Regions from separate parts of the Homo sapiens genome. Here region 1 is linked to region 2. The links are chromatin loops, found by intact Hi-C in ENCODE. Cell type or tissue: endothelial cell of umbilical vein. All regions are shown on one strand. Each heading gives the region's core, and the rest is flanking DNA. Links, peaks and the distances in the headings are about the cores only.

Region 1 (10,817 bases), core at 954-8,953, 130 kb before region 2:
CGGTCTCCCAAAGTGTTGGGATTATAGGCGTGAGCCACAGCGCCCGGCCCATTTTGTTTTGTTTTTTAAGACAGCATACATCTGTTGCCCAGGCTGAAATGCAGTGGCACAATCATAGCTCACTGCAACCTCAAACTCCTGTGCTCAAGTGAACCCTCCTTCCTCAGCCTCCTGAGTAGCTGGGACTACAGGCATGCACCACCGCACCTGGCTAATTAAAAAAAAATTGGGGGCCGGGCATGGTGGCTTATGCCTGTAATCCCAGCACTTTGGGAGGCCAAAGAAGATGGATCGCTTGAGACCAGGAATTTGAGACCAGCCTGGGCAACATGACAAAACCTTGTCTCTACCCAAAATACAAAAAAATTAGCCGGGCGTGGTGGCACATCCCTATAGTACCAGCTACTTGGGAGGCTGAGGTGGGAAGATTGCTTGAGCTTAGGAGGCAGATGTTGCAGTGAGCTGAGATTGAGTCACTGCCCTCCAGCCTGGGTAACAGAGTGAGACCCTGTCTCAAAAACAAAAACAAAGAAAAGAAAAAGAAAAAAGAAAATTGCAGGGGGAGAATTATACATAATTTAGTGTGGTCTTGCTATGTTGCCCAGCAGATCTTGAACTCCTGGGCTCAAGTGGTCTTCCCACCTTGGCCTCCCAAAGTGCTGGGATTACAGGCATGTGCCACCGTGCCCAGCTGTATTGTAGGTTTTTTAAAAAATTCGTTGTTGATCACTTCTTTATTTTCTGGTATTTCAAGATATTCCAAACTCATTTTGTATATTTCTTGCTACAGTCCTACTAGAATCAGACATTTCTTCAAAGAACGCTAGTTCTTTTTATATTGGACAGTGTTACTAGAAACCAAGATCTGGATGCTAAGTGTACTTATAGCTACTGGGATGTTAAGTCACATTTTTAATTTGCTGAAAGCATTTAAGATTGCCTATATTTCTAGTCTCTCCTTAATTCCCTGATAATTCCTATTAAAACTAACTGGTCGCCTCACAGTTTCCCCAAAAGCCTTTGGGGTTTTACTCTTTTTGTTTGTTTGTTTTTTAAGATTTGTCCTCACTTTGTTTAAATCCTTCCTGTCCTTCAAGCTTTAGGCCTCCTTCTGCCACCACCTCCCACCCTACCACCCAGTTTCCTTTTTGACATTGCTGCCTCTTATCTCCTGCTTCAGGAGGCTCCAGCAATGCAAATGCAACAGAAGCCTGATTTATTCTTGGAAACAGTTCCATGAAAACCAAGCAGGAAGGAATTTAGAAAGGAATATAGCAGCTATATAATATCTTTTGCCTCTATTTTTTTAAAATTTAGTTTTGTGGTTTGAACCCAGATAGCCAGACTATCAGTTTTATTAGGGCTTTTTTTTTTTTTTTTTTTTTTGTCTTTCCAAGATTCAGATGGAAGCACCTGGATTGAGTTTTGTGACTCACGGCCAGAGCTGAACTTTGAATCCTGTGCCCAAGCACTGTATTTGTGAAGCAGCAGGAACAGAGAGAAGCAGTGAAGGTGGGCGATGCTTTGAGATCACTTTGTCCAGACTATCTAGTTTTACAGATGTGGAAACTAAGACCCAGGGAAGGGAAGAAATCATACCCAGAGACATATAACTCATATAACTCATTAAAGGAAGAGTTGGGTCTAGAAGAATTTTTTTTTTTTAACTATAGGATCGGCCAGGCTGTGTCTAGAATCTCTTTATTGGTGTTCCAGTGTGCTTTCTGCTGCGGTGTAAGGACTTAAGATTGTTTTCCCTAAGAAATTTGTCTTAAAATCCCCATCCTGTAACCCCGAGGCACCCAATGACATCCTGGTAGAGGGAGCAGCCCAGTTTTTCAAAGATGCATGCATTTTGGACCAGTGAGACCTGAATTGAAAGCCTAGCTCCATCCCTTAACAGCCATCTGATCTCCAGGCAATCTCTCAGATTCTCAGTTTTCTTATCTGTAAAATGGGCATAAGGATGCCTGGGCCACAGGTGTGTTTTATGGCTTAAGCAAAAGCATGGTTATGAAGGCACCTGGAGCATACCAAGCACATAACTGGTGCTCAGCATTTCTTCAAGGATCATTCTGTGGCTTCCCATGTGTATACCTGGTATCCTGAAACAAATAGAAACCTCCTGGGTTACTTTTACTTCCTTTGTGTCTCTACAAAACTGGACACACAACAGGTGTTCAAAAGCCCTTGCTGGATGAAGGAATGCCACAAAGCTCACCCCATAGGGAGACAATGGAGGGGCAAAAGGTGTTTGTGCAGTGTGAAGGAGAAGGAAAACAGGTGAGTGAGGCAGATGGGCGATGGAACAGCTGGGCCAAGCGCTCATTCTACATTCAGACTGAGTACTCTTCAGGGAGAGGGATTGCCTGAGGCTTCCCAGGGAGAGATATGCTGAGCCAGGCCTCTGCCCAGTGGTCAGGGTGGAGACTGGATAAAGAATCAGGGAGCCTGAAGCCCCTGTGCTTTCATCATTTCCAGCCTCCTGCCCCTGCTTGGGGCCTGGGCACGTTCACAGCTGAACAAGATGCGGCAGGAAACCCTGAATCAAGGGGGTGAAGGCATTAATGAAGCTGAGCTGACTTCTGGCTCTAAATTCCTTTCCCTTTGCTTCCAGGCTTGCTGTGGCCTGTTGTCTCTGCCCGGCAGAGTCTGGTGGCTGCTCTCATTTCACATCATATTGCGAGCTGGATGAAAGCAAGAACCAAGGCGGCTCAGCACGCATAAAGGCAAGTCAGAATCTGGAGACCAAGATTTATTGCTGCAGAGATGGGTGCCCTTTTTGTAGCATGACTTTTATGGAAAGGGCAGTTTTCTTTGCATTAAGTTTGTCTGTAAGAGTCAGTATGACCTAGAGCAGGGGCTAGCAAACTTTTTCTGAAAAAATTAGATAGGGAATATAGGCTTTAAGGGGCATGCAGTGTCTCCTGCAAATATTTCAACACTTCTGTTATAGCAGCCAATGTATAGTTGGCAGGACTATACATTATATAATGTATAGATGAACAGATGTGGCTGTGTTCCAGTAGAACTTTATTTATGGACACTAAAATTTAAATTCCATATAACTTTCATGTGTCACAAAATATTAATCTTTTCATTTTTTTCAACTATTTAGAAGTGTAAAAACCCACCTTGGCTTGATGGCCATACCAAAACAAGCCCTAGGTCAGATGGCAGAAGGCGGTCTGCAGACCTGTTCAGGGTACAGCATGGCCTTGGGAGTCAGACAGGCTTGGATTCAAACCCGGCCTCAGCTCTATGCTTGCTCTCCAACCTTGTTGGGTGACTTAATCTCTCTGAATCTATCCATATATAGGGACAATTTCCTATCCATATATAGGGATAATAACGTCTACCTTAGAGGTTGTTAGTGGGCAATAAGTGAAGTTACAAAGAACCTAACATGGACCATTTGAAGTCCTTGATAGGAGGATGTTATTATTATTGCTTCTCTCAACCTCATCCTTAAGAACACTAGTAATGAGAGCTGAAAGCAATATTCTACTCTGCACATCTACCCAGAACCTCTGAAGTCTATTTATAAAGGCAGTCATCATAGGCTTTTTACAAAAACTATAACGCCCTGCTTTTTGCCACAATTAACTCATCTTTTTTGTTCCAATTCACTTCAACTTAACACATGCTCACAAAGCACAACTTTGCACAAGGCTCAGAGTGCAGCAGGATTGGAAAGTTGAACTTGACACAGTTCCTGCCAAAAGATAGGTATCTCTCTAGAAGGGGACATAAGATACAAATCCAAACAACCATAAATCAAAAAAGCATGTGGAATAAGACCTCCAAGAGTGGCAATCATGTCTCCCATTTACTAAGTACCAGGCACTGTACTAAATGCTTTCTTTATATATGTTGATCTTATTATATAACCTCATGAGGAGGGGACTGTTATTATTCCCATTTGATAAGTGGGAGAATGGAGACAGGGAGATCATGAAGGTCCTTGCCAAAGGTCACACTTAAGTGAGCAGAGAACAGAGAATCAGAACAGAGATCCAGACCTGGCTGATGCAGGAGCCAGAACTTTCCCCACTGGCTTCAAGTGCCCCTGGAGCTCAGGAAGTCCATCCTGGCTCTGACGGCTGGGAAAGAGTCACAGAGGGGGCTTTCGAGCTGTCCCTGAAGCCTGGGGAGGTTTACTCCAGGCATGGATGGGAGTAGGGATGGGAGGATTCAGTCCCAGAACAGCGTGAGCAAATATGCTGCAGTGGGAATGTGGAATGCTCTCAGGCGTGTTGGGGGAACAGCAAGCAGCGTGGGAGTGTAGGGTGCATTCCGTACCAGTGTCCTTTCCCTCCGTGGACCTCCGGATGCCTCAGGGAGGGGCGGGGGAGAGGCAAAAGGTCTGATGACTTCACCAGACTTACATAAACAGGAACTTCCTTGCAACAAAGTATGACCTTCTCATTTTAAAACAATTTGCCAGGCAGTGTATTCCACTCTTCAATCTTGCTTTTCTGTCCATAACTCCTCCCCCAACTTCCGGATTCTGCTTTCCTAGTGTGAAGGAGATGCCAAATTATGTCATAAAAACAGTGCTGGGCATAGAAGTGGCACGCGTCTGAACAGGCACTGTGTGACCCTAGGCTGGTCACTTTCCCTCTCTTGCCTCAGTTCCTGCAAACATAAAATTAGGAGTTAGGTGATAACCTGAGTGCTTTCCAGTGATAACCTTCCAAATTATGGCATACTAAGCCTGTCTCAGTAAGGGAAGCAGCCTTCACCTCTAGCTTGGAGTAGGTGATGCCACTTTGTAGCAACATTAAACAACTGCAGTTCCTGGACTTGATGGGGGCTGGGATTAGAATTTCGAGCCTTTAACTTGTCAATGTGCTGCTTAGATAACTTGCTCCTTACTGGAGTTCATGGGAATCCATGTTCTTTGCCCATCCATCCACCAACACATCAACTTTTAATTAATTCATTTATTTATCTACACCTAGTCCCTGGAGCCAGACTGCCTGAGTTTGAATCCTGGCTCTACTAGCTCTGTGACCATGGTTAAGTTACAGAACCTCTCTGTGCCTTAGTTTCTTCTTCTGTAAGACAGGGATAACAGTAGAATCTGCCTTACAGGGTTGTGAGGATTAAATTGGTTCATGTGTGCACACACACACACATAAATAAAATATCAAGTGCTTAAAACCACTCATGGCATGTAGTAAGCATGATATAAGTGTGTACTATTATTGTTATGTTTGAAGCATGTTTTAAGTAATAGTGTGTGCTGGATGCTCTGTTAGCATCTTTTTCTATGAAACATAGCACTCTTCCCTACTGCCTTACAAGGTAGGTGTTATGAGCCTGCTTTTCGTATGAAGAAATGAAGGATTGAAGAGTTGACATGCCTTTTCTGAGATGTGCCATGGACTAGGCTGCAGAGGACAACCAGACACATCAGCAGGGCCCAGGAGGGAGAGGCTGGAAAGAGCGGGCAGATCACTGCCTGCCCCTGTCACCTAATAGCCAGCTCACATGGCTTCCCTGCTCTGCTATCTGGTTCTTGCTGCAACCCAGACTCCTGCTGATGTCTTGTCTTGAACTGTGTAACCTGTCAACACATGAGAATCATTTGCAGCGACTGGGGAGTGACGTGATTCAGGAGCAGGGGAGGGGAGCTCGTGGAGAACAGAAAACTGCTGCTCCATTTTGGAGCTGCCTTTCAGCCTGGCCAAATGGGAAACTTCCTGCTTAGAAACAGTCAGGACATTAATACTCAGATGAGTGAAGACACACATGTCTCCACTAACATCCCAGGCGGATCAGACTGATTATGCCGCACTGTAGTGCAATTTCCTCTTGGTTTTTATTTCTTTGGCTCAACATTGTGCAGATGGTAAGCTCTGCTCACTGAAAATATGGAAATGATAAAATAGAAATATGAGACATTTGGATATCACTTGAGCTGAAACTTGACACTGCAGGTCTGATTGAAAATCCAGCAGGCCTCTTTCAAGACCCTTTACTGTGGCTCCTCGTTTGCTTCAGGAGGCCCCTGACAAACTTGCCCAGTTCTCCCTAAATCCTGCTATTGTTAGCTCTGGCCTGGGCCACCTGCTTTCTCCTCACCAGAGATATTCGGCCAGATGATCCTTACCATTAAAGTCCCAGGATGTGTGTGCATGAGCACACACACACACACACACACACCACATATGCACCACACACATGCGTGCACATAAGTGCACACACCACACATCACATATGTGCACACATACCACACACATGCACCACACGTGTGCACATATGCACATGCCACACCTGTACATGCACACACTGCACGCACACACATGCATACACATAAGCATATACCACATGCATACCATACATCACACACCACACACCATATACATGCATGCACATACAAAATTACATGCATCACACACCACACACATGCATGCACACATACCACACATACATACATCATACCTGCATGTATGCACACACACACACACCACACATACATCCCCACACACAAACACACATGCCTTTTAGGTGCTACCCAGGACTCCCCTTCTAGCTTTAAACTCTTCATGGAGAACTTTCTGCTGTCCACTGAACCTTTAGAGTTTCTCTTTCTTTTCTTTCTTTTTTTTTTTTGAGACTGAGTCTTGCTCTGCCACCCAGGCTGGAGCACAGTGGTGTTATCTTGGCTCACTGCAACCTCCGCCTCCCAGGTTCAAGCGATTCTTCTGCCTTAGCCTCCTGAGTAGCTGGGATTACAGGTGAGTGCCACCACGCCTGGCTAATTTTTGTGTATTTAGTAGAGATGGGTTTTCACCATGTTGGCCAGGCTGGTCTCGAACTCCTGACCTCAGGTGATCCACCCACCTCTGCCCCCCAAAGTGCTGGGATTACAAGCATGAGCCACCGCACCCAGCCACTGGAGTTTCTCTTTCATACTTTCCATGGGACAAAGCACCTTCCTCTGTCCTTTGAGCTCTATCTCCTTCCTCCTCCAGAGCCCAGTTTCCAGAGCACCTCCTCCAGAAAGTCCTCCTTATTTTCCCCATCTTTGGTCAGGCTTCTATTTGCCCTAGTGGCCTGTACCTGTTTTAAAGTCTGCTGTCAACACAGAGATGCAACTTTTTTAAAGTTTCAGGATGCCTTTCTCGTTCTCTAGGCCCTGCTGCACTGGAGCCCGGAGCCGTCACTCCTCTATACTTCTGGTGATTTCCGCATTGATTGCAGATTCCAAGGCAACTTGGGTCTCTGCAGTATCATTGGGGGCCGATTGGAATTCTTGAAACCCTCTTCCCCACCCCACTCTCTGACTAGACCAATTTTAGTTTAATCAAACCTCAAGACTATATTTTCACCTGTTCCCTTTAATAATTAACTTGCTTCGAGGAATCCAAGAGAACCCAGACACAGTGACTGCTGACCTAGTTACTGACCCATCCTAATGACGCCTCTCCCAGAGGTTCATCCTCCGGGCTCTGGCCCATTTCGTGTGAGAAAGTGAACTCCTATTGGGCACTGGTTTTGCTTCTGAAGCCAGGTGGAAATATTGGCCTACCCCCTTGACCCTACTTCTCATAGTGGTTTGGTGGTTAAAGGTCTATAGAGTAGAAAGATTATGCTGGCTTTGCTTTGTTTTAGGTTTTGTGTTTTAATCTCTTTAAACCCCAGTTTTTAATCCTATTGCTTTCAAGTCCTGATCTTGTCAAGGAAGACACCATCAATTGCACTGTTGTTGTACAACTCCAAACCTTCTGGGGCTTATCACTCTCAGAGCTGAGCTGAGGATGCTAAGGGGTCCTCAGGTGTCCTACAGCTGAGGGCAAGGCAAAGGCGTGCAGGCAGTCAGCTCCCCTGCATGGGTGCCATGCGGTCCCTGCAGCCTTGTTTCTCCTAGTTTCTCTAAGGTACTCCTGGGTCATTGCTCTCTCGATTTATTTGGGAGGGCTGCCATAATAAAGCACCATGGACTGGGGGCTGAACAACAGAAATTTATTTTCTCACAGTTCTGGAGGCTGGAAGTCCGAGATCAAGGTGTCAGCAGGGTTGGTTTCTTCTGAGGCCTCCCTCCCTGCCTTATAGATGGCTGTCTTCTCCCTGTGTCTTCACATGGTCTTTTCCTCTATACATGTCTGTGTCCAAATTCCCTCTTCTTTCAAGGACACCAGTCATAGTGGGTTAAAAGCCACCCTGATGATGTCATTTTAACTTAATCACCTCTTTAAAGACCCTATCTCTAAATACATTCACATTCTGAAGTGTTGGAGGTTAGAACTTCAACATAAGAATTTTTGGGGGAAAACACAGTTCAGCCCATAACATTTTCTGCTTTTTAAATACACACTGCCTGGTTTTAGGGCACCCTGAACCTTAATATAGCCTTCCTAGGGGATATTTCCTCTTCAGTAACATGTGAGCAAGAATACTGATCTCTTCCGATTGTTATGAAGGTTAAGTGCATGTGAAGTTTAATATAGCCTGGCTCATAAGTGCTTAGTAAATGTTAGAACCACTTAAGTAAATAAAAATGGTGATGATAATGATGGTGATGATGATGAAAATGAGCACCATTATTATTTGCAGATGTCTTAGTCATAACGAATTTCTTTTAATAGCACCTGATGATCATTTTGCTTGTGTCACTTTCATTTTACTTCTTTCTTTCCAAAAGAGGCTTGAGTGCGGCTGCCCAGCTCCCCAAGACTCAAGCCAAAGCTACTCTCTGTGCCTGCTGTGAGGATTTGAAAGCACTGTGGCAGGAGAGGCCCTGGGCCTGCCCACCACTCCCATCTCCTCTTGGTAACCAGGAAGCCCTGGGGCTCGCTTAGTCACAACTCACTCAGGCATCGTTTTTGACCTTGACACCTTCCCCTGCATTGTGCCAGGTGTCTGGGGCACTGCCAGCTCTCCCAGCCTGCCAAGCTGATTCTCTTCCTTCACTCAAATGACTGGGGAAACCTCATCTCCCCTCCAGCAGGGAGTCTCCCGGGACTGATCACAGGAAAGGTGCTGTGGGCACATAGCTATGTCACCCTCTCGCTATACACATCCGTGCTCGGCATGCACTCCAGGCACCTTCTGATAAAGGCATTCTGCCCAGTAATTTCCTTGCACACACAAGCATCCATGTGTCCATCTAGTTTAACATTTTTAAAAAATCTTCAATTATAAGGCTGAGTCTAATTTCATTCTCCATACATTACATGTACATAAACATGCCCAATGGAGAGGCTGGATCATTACCAAGTTTACCAAGCAGTCACACTTGTGCACTTTCTCTCCCTCCTTCATCCTGTTTCATGCTTCTGTGCCTTTGCATCTGCATTTCTCTGGAAGCACCTCTTCTGCCTTGTCCCTGTGTGAATGCCTGTCCTAAGGCCTAGATCAAGGCTCTAGGAGATGCGTCATGGACCCCAGGCACAGCCAGGACCCTCTGCTTTGATGGCTCCCTTGTGCCTTCGGTGGCATCTTGTCTGTGCTTACCATACTGTACTGTGATTGTCCATTTGTATAGCTTTCTCAGCTGGCCTGGGAGCTCCTCAAGGGCAGGGATGATTCATTCAACTTTGCATCCCCAGTGCCTAGCACAGTGCCTGGCTATAGGTGAGTGAAGCCAGAGAGGAGGGCTCTGGGATCCAGCCATGCTGGGCAGTGCCTTTCATGGCATTTTCTGTTTGGCCTCACCTCTTCCTTTGTCCTGTTTTTAGCCTAATTCCTTTCAAGGCTCTGGCATGGGACTCTGAGCTCATTTTCATGATTGCTTTAAATATTGGGGCTGTTGGCATGCCAACACGGGGACCCACGCTAAGGAGGGAGAGGAATTCTCCAGCTCTCTGGGTCCTGCCGAGACACAAGGAATGTGCCAGAGGCAGGGGAGGTTTTGAGAAAGTGCCAGTGTAGGTCGAACTAAACTGCTTTTTTACCTGGCTTAGGGAGCTAGGAATTTGGGTAGAAGACAAGAAAGTGAGAGGACACAGACGCCTTGGGGGAATACGATGGGGGCAGGGAGGGATGGCATTCCCAGAAGTCCAGGAGGACCCCCAGATGAAAGAGAAAGGGCAGCAGCAGGACAGACGTGGAGATGCAGTGTCTATGCCTGAAAATGACCAGGAGTCCCCTGGAGTAAATGCCTGGACATGAACAGTTCCAGGAGCCACTTCTGCAAAGCAGATAGACAGGAGGAGACTCTGGAAGTCTTGTCATGGAAGAACTAGGACACCACAAACATGAGCTTGTTAGTATAGGGAGGGGCCTCAGAAACCACCTTATGCAGCCTTACCACTTTATAGACAAGAAAGCGGAATCTTAGAGGTGACCAAGACCACACAGCTCATGGTGATAGCACCAGGACTGGAACCCAGGTCTCCTGTTCTCTTTCCAAGGCTCTCAGCCCCTCAAGGGCTGGAGAGGAGCTAGAATTAGGCCAATTTCATAACACCCAACAGGTGTTATAAATGTAATAGATTGCCTAACTTCTGCTTGGTGTTCTTGCTCTATGTCAGGCATAACGTTAAGTAGTTTACATGGTTTATCTTATCTCAGAGTAGCCTTATGAAGTAGACATCCTTATCTCCACCTTAATGATGGGGAAACCGAGGTTCAGAGGCTAAATGATTTGCCTTGGATCAACCAGCCACTGAGCAATGAGGCCCAGATTCTAATTCAGAGACTCATTCTGGAGCTCAAGCTTTTAACAATGATTTTCTGAAACCTGTCTTACCTGGCCTTTACAGATCTCAAGAGTCTAGGTCAAAAGATAGATGGCCTTGGCCAGGCACGGTGGCTCACGCCTGTTACCCAGCACTTTGGGAGGCCAAGGCAGGTGGATCACCTGA
Region 2 (10,458 bases), core at 1-8,000:
CTTTGGGTAACTAAAGTGATTTGCAGGAGTAGTTAGCTTATGCATAAAACAGAGACCTTGGAGTGGGAATGCCTGGCTTCCATCTCAGCTGTGCTTCTTACCAGCTGTGTGACCTTGGGCAAGTTGCTTAGCCCATCTGTGCTTCAGTTTTATCATCTGTAAACCAGGGATAATAATGGCATCTAATTCACAAAGTGGTTGTGAGGATTAAATGACTATATTTGTTAGAAACTGAACTAGCAGTGTGTCTTGCACACACAGTGCCTGGCACACACTGATTTTGATTGCAACATGAGGTTTTACACCTGACGCTATGACTAAGCTTCAGTATGCTGGGTCCCCCCCACTGGATGGGACCTCTTTGAGGCTGGGGACTGAGTCTTTTCATCTTCGGGTGTCCTGAATGGCCTTGCTAATCAGAGGGGTCCCTGGGCGGGCAGCATCAGCATCACGTTGGAGCTCGCTAGCGATGCAGAATTTCCAGCTCTCCAGGGACCTACTGCATGGGAATCTGCATTTTATCAAGGTTTCCTGGCGCATATTTGAAGTTGCGAAGCTCCACCCGGCAGCGCATGGGTAGCTGCAAGGGGTGGCTGCTCAGTGGACGCCGGGTTGAGGGACAGAAGGAAAGTTGCTGGCTGCGGGCTCCTCCATGCTCTTCTCCTCTCTCCCCAGTGCAAGATGTCTCTGAACGGGCAGCGTGGGGAGTGCTGGTGTGTGAACCCCAACACCGGGAAGCTGATCCAGGGAGCCCCCACCATCCGGGGGGACCCCGAGTGTCATCTCTTCTACAATGAGCAGCAGGAGGCTCGCGGGGTGCACACCCAGCGGATGCAGTAGACCGCAGCCAGCCGGTGCCTGGCGCCCCTGCCCCCCGCCCCTCTCCAAACACCGGCAGAAAACGGAGAGTGCTTGGGTGGTGGGTGCTGGAGGATTTTCCAGTTCTGACACACGTATTTATATTTGGAAAGAGACCAGCACCGAGCTCGGCACCTCCCCGGCCTCTCTCTTCCCAGCTGCAGATGCCACACCTGCTCCTTCTTGCTTTCCCCGGGGGAGGAAGGGGGTTGTGGTCGGGGAGCTGGGGTACAGGTTTGGGGAGGGGGAAGAGAAATTTTTATTTTTGAACCCCTGTGTCCCTTTTGCATAAGATTAAAGGAAGGAAAAGTAAAGTGTGTGTCTTTTGCCTGAGTCTTTGGGGTCTTCCAGGGAGAGATGCAGAGCCTGGCCTAGGTTGGCCTACCCGCCATCATCCAGCTTTGCCCCTGGCTCCTAGGAAAATGGGAAAGGCCGTTTCCGTTTCCCATTCATGAAATGGCAATAAGAAGGAATGGGAACCTCCTGAATCCAGATCAAACCCTCCAGTGCAGCCCCAGGACTCCCAGGTGAGGCTTCTGCCCCCATGTGGCCCCTGCCTGGCGCTGTACAGGGGCAGGATGAGTCACGGGCTGGGGATGGGGAGATGTGGAGCGTGGGTCCGGCTTCCTCCCTCGCACATTCAGATAACACTGCAGTGGGAGATAAGGAACAGGAAACGTTGGGATTGGGGTTGTCTGGCCCCTGAAATAAAGGAGGCTCCCTCCTGCCCAGGGTGAGACATTTCCACTCAGCCCCCAAAGAAAGGGAGTAGGGCTGTGGTTAACTGGCTTATTCATAAGGATGACACCACTGAGAATTCAGATGCTGCTCTCTAAGGGGCCCAAGGGATTTGGTGTCCAGACCAGCAAATATCAATTGAAACAAAGGGCTATGAGTGTGTCAAGGTGTGCAGGCTGAGGGACTGTGGAAGGAGGCACAGAATGTGGCCTTTCTTAGCAGAGTTCCACATCAGAGCTCACCTACATCTGCCATTCTGTTCTGCTGGCCTCTCAACTCCAGTGAATTCCAGGGGGCTTATGCACCCCGACCCCTGCCTTTGCAATGGGCCATGGGGGGAGAAAGCTCACCATTTGAGGCCCACAGTCCCTGCCCCCCTAACCTTCCTCGGTACGTGGCCCAGGGCCTGGCCTCTCCTGTCACTCCCCTCTCCTGTGGCTGGAGTCTGATCCCTTCCCACAGAGGAGGGGCTCCCTAGGGGCCTGGCCCAATCCACTACCTTCCAGACCTTCCATCTGGTGAGTGTAGGGAGGCGGAGGGATGGCGGGCCCTTTACCAGGTGTGACATAAGTGTAGCTGGAATGCAAGACAGCTTTTGGAAATGGCACAAGATGAGCTTTCTTGGAGTGCAGGAAAACCAGATCCCCAAGAATAGATGGAGCCATGCCAGGAGGGTGTGTTCTAGGCTGCACCGGGCCAAGGCCAGCACTTGGCCACAGCCCCAAAAGTATTCATTCAGCGGATCCTTGTGCATCCGTGAAACAGGCACTATTGTTAGTTACACTTTACAGATGAGGAAAAGTGTAACTAGAAGTGCCCAAACTCTCCTGCCCTGGGTCTGGGGACCCCTAACTCCAGCGTGTGGCAGCCACCCACCCCTGAGTTATACTGGCCCCGTGGATGGAAGCAGGTGAGACGCTTGGAGAGGGCCTAGAGGGCTCTGGGCACTGGATGGACCTGGAGCTTGAAGCTCAGCAGTCCCTGCATGGGGTCTGATTGTCTTTCATTCGGCGCATGCGTGCTGCAGCTGGCCCTTCCCCCTGCCCTCTGAGTTGCTGCAAAGAGCAGTCAGCCCCGGGGCTGCTGTCCCCAGGTGGAGCTGCTATCCCTGGGTGGAGCAGCCCGTGCCTGCCCTCCTGGGAAGCCTGGTGTTTCTCAACCTCGGTGAACATTTGACTCGACGGCGGCACTTAAAACAAAAACTGATGCCAGTACCTCAGCTTCAGACATTCTGATGTAACTGGTTTGCCATGGAGCCCAGGCAGGGTCTTTTTCCTTTCTTAGGTTCCATGGTGATTGTGAACCAGGGAGGGATAAGGCAAGAAAAAGGCCGGAGTCAGGACACCTGGGCTTGGATCCTTTCCCACCACTTCGTTTTCCATTGCCTGGGGCTATGCTGTCCACCTTCTCTGAGCCTGTTTTCCTCATCTGTCTATTGGGGATGTTATCAGCCTCAAATAGCAGGGTGGTATTAGTGTGAGACTAGATGTGAAGGTGCTTTGAAAACTAGGACTGTATAAAACGGGAGGGGTTACTATGGGGCCATTGTTGGGTCAGGTGTTTGCCAGACCTCACGCCCCAGGGCTGCCACCTTGTCCATTCTTTGAACTTTTCCAGAGGGCTTCTGAGGATGCCACAATCTCCTTGCCCATTTCCCCTCCATTACCCTTAGTGCTCTTGTACCCAACCCTCTGAAGAGGTAGCTTTTATGGGTGAGTGGGTGAGCAGCACCTCCGCTGTGGCTCTAGCTGCAGGAACCACACTCACTGATGTGCAGTGCAACCTAGAAACCTTTGCCGAGAGGAAGCATCATTGCATCCACGTGGGAAGATGGCTGGCTGGGCAGGGATCTTGAAGATGTCAAGCACATCTCTCACCTGGAACTAACTGTGCCTCTTTGAACGTTAAGCAAACACCGGGGCTATACTGCCACTGTGTGGCAGCATGCAGAACTGCAGCTGAGCCTACATCGGGCCCTTGGAGAGTCTGTTGCATTGAAGAGGAGTGGTCCAGAAGGAGTCAGCTGGAGACGTTGTTACCACTGGCCCTATCCCAGATCCCCTGAGTTAGAAGCTCGGGGAGGGGCCTGGGAGTCTGCATTGAAACTTGCTTCCTGTGTGGTTCTTATGGAGGACTGGTTGACTTCATTTATAGGATCCAGGGCAAAATAAAAATATGGAGTCCCTTATTCAGAAATTATTAAGAATGTCAAGACAGAAATAGCAGAACATTAAACTAAGTGTCAGCCTTGTATGACTGCATGGGTCATGCCCACGGGGCTATCCCTCTTCTTATGCTCTCTACATTTGGACAGTCACCACTGTCATCCCTGAATCTGTTTGATGTGTCTTGAATACTAACTACATAATAAGATGTGGTGGTTAAAAGCGTAACCATGGAGGTGAGGTAGTCTTTGAACAGAATCAGACTCTTGAGTTATGTGCCTTTGGACATATTTCTAACCTCTGTGAATCTCATTTACTTCCTCTTTAAATATTGGGATAGTTTCTATCTTAAAAGACTTGCTTTGAGAATATAAAATCATTTCTGTCACACGGTAAGTGCTGCCTAAATGTAGCTCTCGGCCTTGCATGGTGGCTTACGCCTGTAATCCTGGCACTTTGGGAGGCCAAGGCGGGTGGATCAACCGAGGTCAGGAGTTCAAGACCAGCCTGGCCAACGTGGTGAAACCCCGTCTCTACTAAAAAATACAAAAATTAGCCGGACTCGGTGGCGGGTGCCTGTAATCCCAGCTACTTGGGAGGCTGAGGCAGGAGAATCACTTGAACCTGGGAGGTGGAGGTTGCAGTGAGCTGAGATTGCACGAGCCTGGGCAACAGAGTGAGACTCCGTCATAAAAAAAAGAAAAAAAAAATAGCTCTCACTATATCCCAGGCTCGGTATTAGGATGTCAGGCTATGAAGATGATGAAGATGAAGAAGATTACAGCCTTTGTCCTGAAGGGCTGAGATTCTTGTGGAAGGAAACAGCCCCGACACCCAAAGATGGCCCTCCATGGATGGCGGTACCCCTCCAGTAGGGGATGTTGGGCAAGTTAGGAGAAATAGTTAAGTCTGGTGTCAGGGAAGGTGTCTCAGAGAGGGTGAAGGCAGAGTTGGAAGGAAGAAGCTGAGATTGGGGAGAGGAGCGGGAGGATGTACGTGCCTCATGCATGCATGTATGTGCAGGTGCGGGTGTTGGGGGCTGGGGTTCAGACAGAGGGAGCAGCATGCGCAGAGACTTTATCTTATTTTTATGTCTGTATTTATTTATTTTTAGAGACAGTGTCTTACTCTGTTGCCCAGGCTAGAGTGCAGTGGCATGATCATAGCTCACTGCAGCTTTGAGCTCCTGGGATCAAGCAATCCTCCCACCTACCTCATCCTCCCAAGTAGCTAGGACTACAGGTGTGCACCACCATGCCTGGCTAATTTTTATTTTGTAGAGACAGCGATCTCACTATGTTGCCCAGGCTGGTCTTGAACTCCTGGACTCAAGTGATCCTCCCACTTTGGCCTCCTAAAATGCTGGGATTACAGGAGTGCATCACCATGCCTGGCCGGCAAAACCTTTAAGTCACGAGCTGGACAATGAGCCTGGACACCGGCGCATGGTTGGGGATACATGTGGTGAAGGGAGGCGGCAGGTGGAAGAGGAACGAGAGGAAGAGGAAGCCAGGGCACATCAGGAACGACTTGGGGTGTGTTGCTGAGGGATTTGAACTCTGGACCAAAAGTTAAGTACCAAGGAAAGAAGTTAGGCAGAGGATGGGCATGATTGGTTTGGTGTTTAGAAAGTGAACTGGGCCAGGCACAGTGGGTCATGCCTATAATCCCAGCACTTTGGGAGGCCAAGACGGGTGGATCACCTGAGGTCAGGAGTTCAAGACCAGCCTGACCAACATGGTGGAACCCCATCTCTACTAAAATTACAAAATTAGCTGGGCATGGGGGCGCTCGCCTGTAATCCCAGCTACTCTGGAGGCTGAGGCAGGAGAATTGCTTGAACCCGGGAAGCGGAAGTTGCTGTGAACTGAGATTGCACCATGGCATCCCAGCGCAAAACTCCATCTCAAAAACAAAACAAAACAAAACAAAAAAACATGAACTGCAACTGTGATGTCCAGCGTGGAGGACAATACATGGTGTGGGATTGGGTGGAACATCCCTGCAGCAGGAATTGCAAGGATCCAGGGTAGAAGTGAGCATGATCTGAATGAACCAGGGCTGGGGAGATGGAGAGAAGGGCCGAGGGTGAGGGTGGTCCATGAGGTCACTGATTCCTAGCACCTGGTGGCTTATTGGATGGAAGGGGTAAATGAAGAGTCAGGACTGAGGCCGGGGGTTGGGCTTGGACAGCTGGGTGGATGCAGTGCCATTCTCTGAGACAGCAAACAGGAGGAGGAGGAGGAATGGGGAATAAGAGGAGGGGGCTAAAGAAGGATTAAGAGAAGGAAGAGGGATGGCTTAGTGGGGAAGATGATGAGTTCAAATTGTGTTGTTATTGAACTTGTACTTTGTAAAGCATTAGATAAAATCATAAGAGAGGCCAAGAGCCTGAGCTTACAGGATGAGTTCAACGTGGAACACATTGTATTTGAGTTGCTTGAGGGACACTGGGTGGAGAAGACATCCCTGACTTTCCCTCATTCTCATCCTGATGTCAATTCTTGAGCAAGGTCCATCAGTTCTGTCTGCAGGCCGCGGTTCCTCTCTATTCCGTCCTCCCCATTTCCTCTGTCACCAACACAGAGGGAGATGGGATGGTTGATGCGTGGGGGGCCGACAAGCAGGTGGGGAGCGTGCAGGAAGGGGCTGTTTTGGGAACAGAGGAGGACTGGCAGGGGAGGAGACAAGAGTGTGGCGGGCGGTTTTGTGGATAGCTTTGTAGGGGTTGGGATGGGGAGATGGGAAGGTTCTCACCTGCTGGCCTTGGTTTTCTCTGATAGGGAGAAGGTAAGGGTGTTTGCTAGGAGTGAGGGAAGGTGGTACCATGCATTGGAGAAATGAGGGTAATGTGGGGGAAATAATCCGATTAGGGGCCCCTAATAAGTTTCCCAGGCAGGATGTGGGGCCCTCGGAGCCTGGGGATTCTGGTGTGATGTCAGCTCACTCAATAGTGGCACTTTTCCCTGTGGGGCTCAGCAGTGCCATGCAGGAGGGACAGTGCTGACTGGACAGGGCTGAGGTGCTGCAGGGCAGGGGAGCCCCAGACAAGCTGATGCCAAGCATGGAGCTATGGGCTTCGGTCTCCTTAGGCAAAGCATCAGAGCCAGAGAGGGCTGATGGATTGAAAACTCAAGCGGGGTGAGCAAAGGCTCTCTGTCGTAAAATCGTCTCTGCTCTCTTGCCTCATTCTTCTCACTCTCATAGTAGACTACGATTAGAGTGGGAGAGTGGGGTTTTCAGATTTTAGATGTGGAATCTTGGGGGTCCCATGGCTCAGAGTGTGGCTTAAGTGGATGGAGGGGAAGGCAGATGGTGTGTGGCAGAGCTTGGACCAGCAGCATACCACTGGGGAGAGGGTGGGAGACACAGTTTCTGGGCTGCTGAACCGCGGGGACCCCAGGGGAATGGTGCTATCGCTAAGGGGCTGTATGGGTTGTCCCACTGAGCACGGGCAGTACAGGGTGGTGGGGAGACAGGAGTGGAGTAGTCCGTCCAGAGCCGGAATCATCGGTGGTCACGGGCTGTGAGCAGGGATTCACAGATGTGGGTTATATGGGTCGGAGGAGATGAAAGGGGAGGAAAGGACCACAGTGGTGGGGGATACAGTTGTGTGGGGGGCGGGCGTGAGAGCCTCTGGGGAGGAGCACTGGGGAGAAGGATCCCAGCTGGCACCTGCTCCAGGCAGTGTGCCTGCAATGGTAGGGTGAGCAGCTTCCCCCGGATAAGCCAGGAGACACTCTGGGGGCAGGAGGTGCCACGTGGGAGGCCTTCCCGTAGTTCCTTTTCCTGTCCCCCGACTTGAGGCACCTCTGGAAAGGAAAGCAGAGAAGGTGCCTTTTCCCTCTGTGCACCTCCTAATGCATCCTCCACCTCCTCCTCCTCTACCTCCACTGCTGGGCCCCGGTAGCCTGAGAGAGCCATGTGGGAGCCTCCCTGGCTACCCAGGTGACTGCAGGGCAGGCTGAGTGACAGGCATCCGAATCCTGTGCTCTTTGGCTGGATAGATTACTCTGTGAACTTGAGGGACCTGGTGCTCACAGGTGTCAGGGAAGCGGCTCAGCCACCCCAGAAGGAGGTGTGCCTGGTGACGAATCAGGCCATCGGCAAGGCAGGGACGCCCCAGTGACTCCTCTTGCCCCGTGACTAGGACAGGACGGGACACATGGCTTCCTGGTGGCCTCAGCCATTGAGCTGAGCAGAGTGAGGATGCCACCGCTTCTGTCTCCCTGCTCTGCTCCTGGGCCTGAGACTCTGGGGTGTGCGGTCAGTGGGGTGCCTAAGGGGCAGTGTGCTGTGCAGCTCTGTGAAACACAGGAGGGGCCGTAGGGGAAGAGCCTGGGGACGAAGGGGCCTAGGAGGGAGGAAAGCAACACAGTGAGGCGGCAGAAGGTCGGAGGGTGTAAGAACTGTGCTCTTCAGTGCCCAGGGGTTGACATCAGGGGTGCCATCTTGGGTTTTCCTCTTCACTGGGCACAGACAGCGGTGGAGGTTGGGTAGGAACCAGAGGGAGACTTTATCTTGGCCAGAGGTTCCCAGGAGTTATGAGCTTACAAGGCAGTGGGAGGAGGGAATAAGGAACATTCTAGAAATGGCTTCCTTAAAATCTTCTCCAAGGAGCAGAAACTTCTCATTTGTCTAAGGGTGGATGAAGGCCACTTTACTTCATAGCAAGGGCTGAGATGAAAAGATGGTAATAATCATTAATAGAACAGTAGGGGAACAGGTGCTGAATATTCCCAGTTCTCAGGGCTTTGGGGACATTAACTGGTTGAATCCTCACAGCAGCTCCATGAGGTTTTACCCACAAGGAAATGGAGGCCTGAGGAGGTTATGTAGGTTGCCTTGGGTTCCACGACTGTGGTGGCTTTCCAACAGATGGGGAAGGGGCCGCTGGAGCTCCAGTGGGAGTGCTTGTCTTGGGGGATGAGGGGTTCTCTCTGGACCATGTGGCCGCTCAGCCCTGATCCCACCGGGGGCCTTTCTCCATCCCCTCTCGGCTGTGGCCTGAGGAGAATCAGGGACTTGCCTCTCCCTCTGCCTGCCTTCCCTGAGCCCTCGGAGGAAGCCGACGCAGGCTAACTGAATGCATAACTTTATTAAATAAATGCTTTGTCATGACAAAAGACAAAGATCAAGGAGTAACATAAATTATAAGTTGAATAAATAGTATACAGCAATCTTCACTTTTTAAGAAAATGTGAGATCCTTTGTTGGTTTTTTATTTCCTTAAGTACAAAATGCTAAACGGGAGCCGAGCTCTTCCGCATTCAGGTGTTTTTTTTTTTTTTTTCGGCTTTTTTTTTTTTTTCTCACAAACTGGTTGCATTTGTTGATTTATTTTTCCATCCTTTTCACCAGTAAAGATTATCATCGTTTATTTTTGTTTTTAAAGTTGAAAACAAAAAAGAGGAGAGAACAGAGTTATGGTATGAATGTATGTAAAACTATAGAGAACTACAGTAATATGTACTGTGGTTATTGCTGTCTTCAAAAAAAAAAAGAAAAAGAAAAACAACAACAACAACAACGAAAACAACCGGTAGGCAACTCGGAATCTGAAGGAATCTTGTCTGACAACTGTGCTATCCATGTGGGCTACGGTGTGACAGTGGCGGTAGAGAGGAGACTCCGGCTGGCGACCGGGGACTGGTGGAGTGGGGTGAGCGGGCACAGGGAAGCTGGGGTCCCCTTCCCCTCGGACCCTCCCCACCTTCCCTTTCCCCATCCAAAAGGATTTCAGGAGAGGAGGCCAGAGTCTGTGAAATGACTAAACTATATACTCCATTAGAAAACCAAGAAAGTATGTTTGAAATAGAAACAAAAGCCTAAGAGAAAATAAAAAGTGGAGAAACAGTGCAATGTAATTCTTGCACTTTAGTGGTTTTAAAAACACAGACAGTACAAGGCCCAGGTTGCTGGCTGGTGAAACCCCTGTCCCTCGTCCCTCCTCCACTTTGCAAAACGGAGCCTCCTTTCTCTTGGAAGCCAGACATATCCTCTCTGACGCTATGGGGTTTCTTCTCCTTAGAGCTCTTCTCTGAGGTTCCCATTCTGGGCCGGAGCCCTCTCAGGAGTGAGTGGATGGGTCCGGGGTACTGTCCCACCTTGAGGGGGGCTTGGCGGTTGCCGTGGCAGCCCTGTCTCACTAACCGGTGCGTGGCGGGAGCAGGTGGTTGAGGCCCACCCTCTAGGGGAGGCCAGCCCTGTGGGGGTACCATGGAGGCCACAGAGGTGGTGGTGGGGAGATGGGGTGGGAGAGAAGGGGCATGATCAGAAAAGGGCCTCCCTGGACCTCGTGCGCCTGCCTTCCTCCCCTCATGGGGCCAGTGTCCCCAGGCCTGTCTGTCTAGGCCTGGCTGTCAAAGAAAGGTTCCAGTCTCTTCCTCCCCATGTGCCCTGCTTTGCCAGGTGGGTCAGGGCAGGCTGGAGGAAGGAGGGTCAGTCCTGGCTGGGCTTCCCTATCTCCTGGCAGTCGTGGGAAAGACAGAGGCATCTTCCTCACTGGTGGAGTGAGGCACGAATCTAAAGGGGATGGGAAGACCTTCTGTGGGTGTGAGCATGGGAGTGGGCAGCACTTAGATTCGGAGCCATGGATAGTCCGGAGTCCAAGGTCTCTGGGTGAGCAGACAGTCGGCCAAAGGCCAGCCTGGAGTCAAAGAGACCAGACCCCTGCTTAGATTGCCATACTCGCACC

The links. A loop is a pair of places that touch in the nucleus more often than their neighbours do. Peaks named below come from ENCODE experiments on the same cell type or tissue, not always from the same donor. Only the 100,000 strongest peaks of a DNase experiment are listed, where the experiment ranks them.
Region 1: it touches region 2 in a loop (4-fold over the local background); 16 of 110 quality-filtered maps call a loop at or near these places.

What each region holds. Positions count from the first base shown.
Region 1 is chr2:216,531,304-216,542,120 of GRCh38, forward strand. No RefSeq gene overlaps it. Among named protein-coding and RNA genes, the nearest start is that of RPL37A, 38 kb to the left of the region's middle. RefSeq lists an enhancer at 8,507-8,596. In endothelial cell of umbilical vein, for the core only: no CTCF peak of the experiment used is centred there; DNase peaks (open chromatin) are centred at 1,168, 4,458 and 8,868; H3K27ac peaks cover 1,676 bases.
Region 2 is chr2:216,663,265-216,673,722 of GRCh38, forward strand. It overlaps IGFBP2 (insulin like growth factor binding protein 2), which reads left to right. Exons shown (of 4, transcript NM_000597.3): 4 at 676-1,172. The coding sequence ends at 840. IGFBP5 (insulin like growth factor binding protein 5) reads right to left here. Exons shown (of 4, transcript NM_000599.4): 4 at 8,841-10,458. Among named protein-coding and RNA genes, the nearest start is that of IGFBP-AS1, 26 kb to the right of the region's middle. In endothelial cell of umbilical vein, for the core only: a CTCF peak has its summit at 3,542; a DNase peak (open chromatin) is centred at 3,517; H3K27me3 peaks cover 171 bases.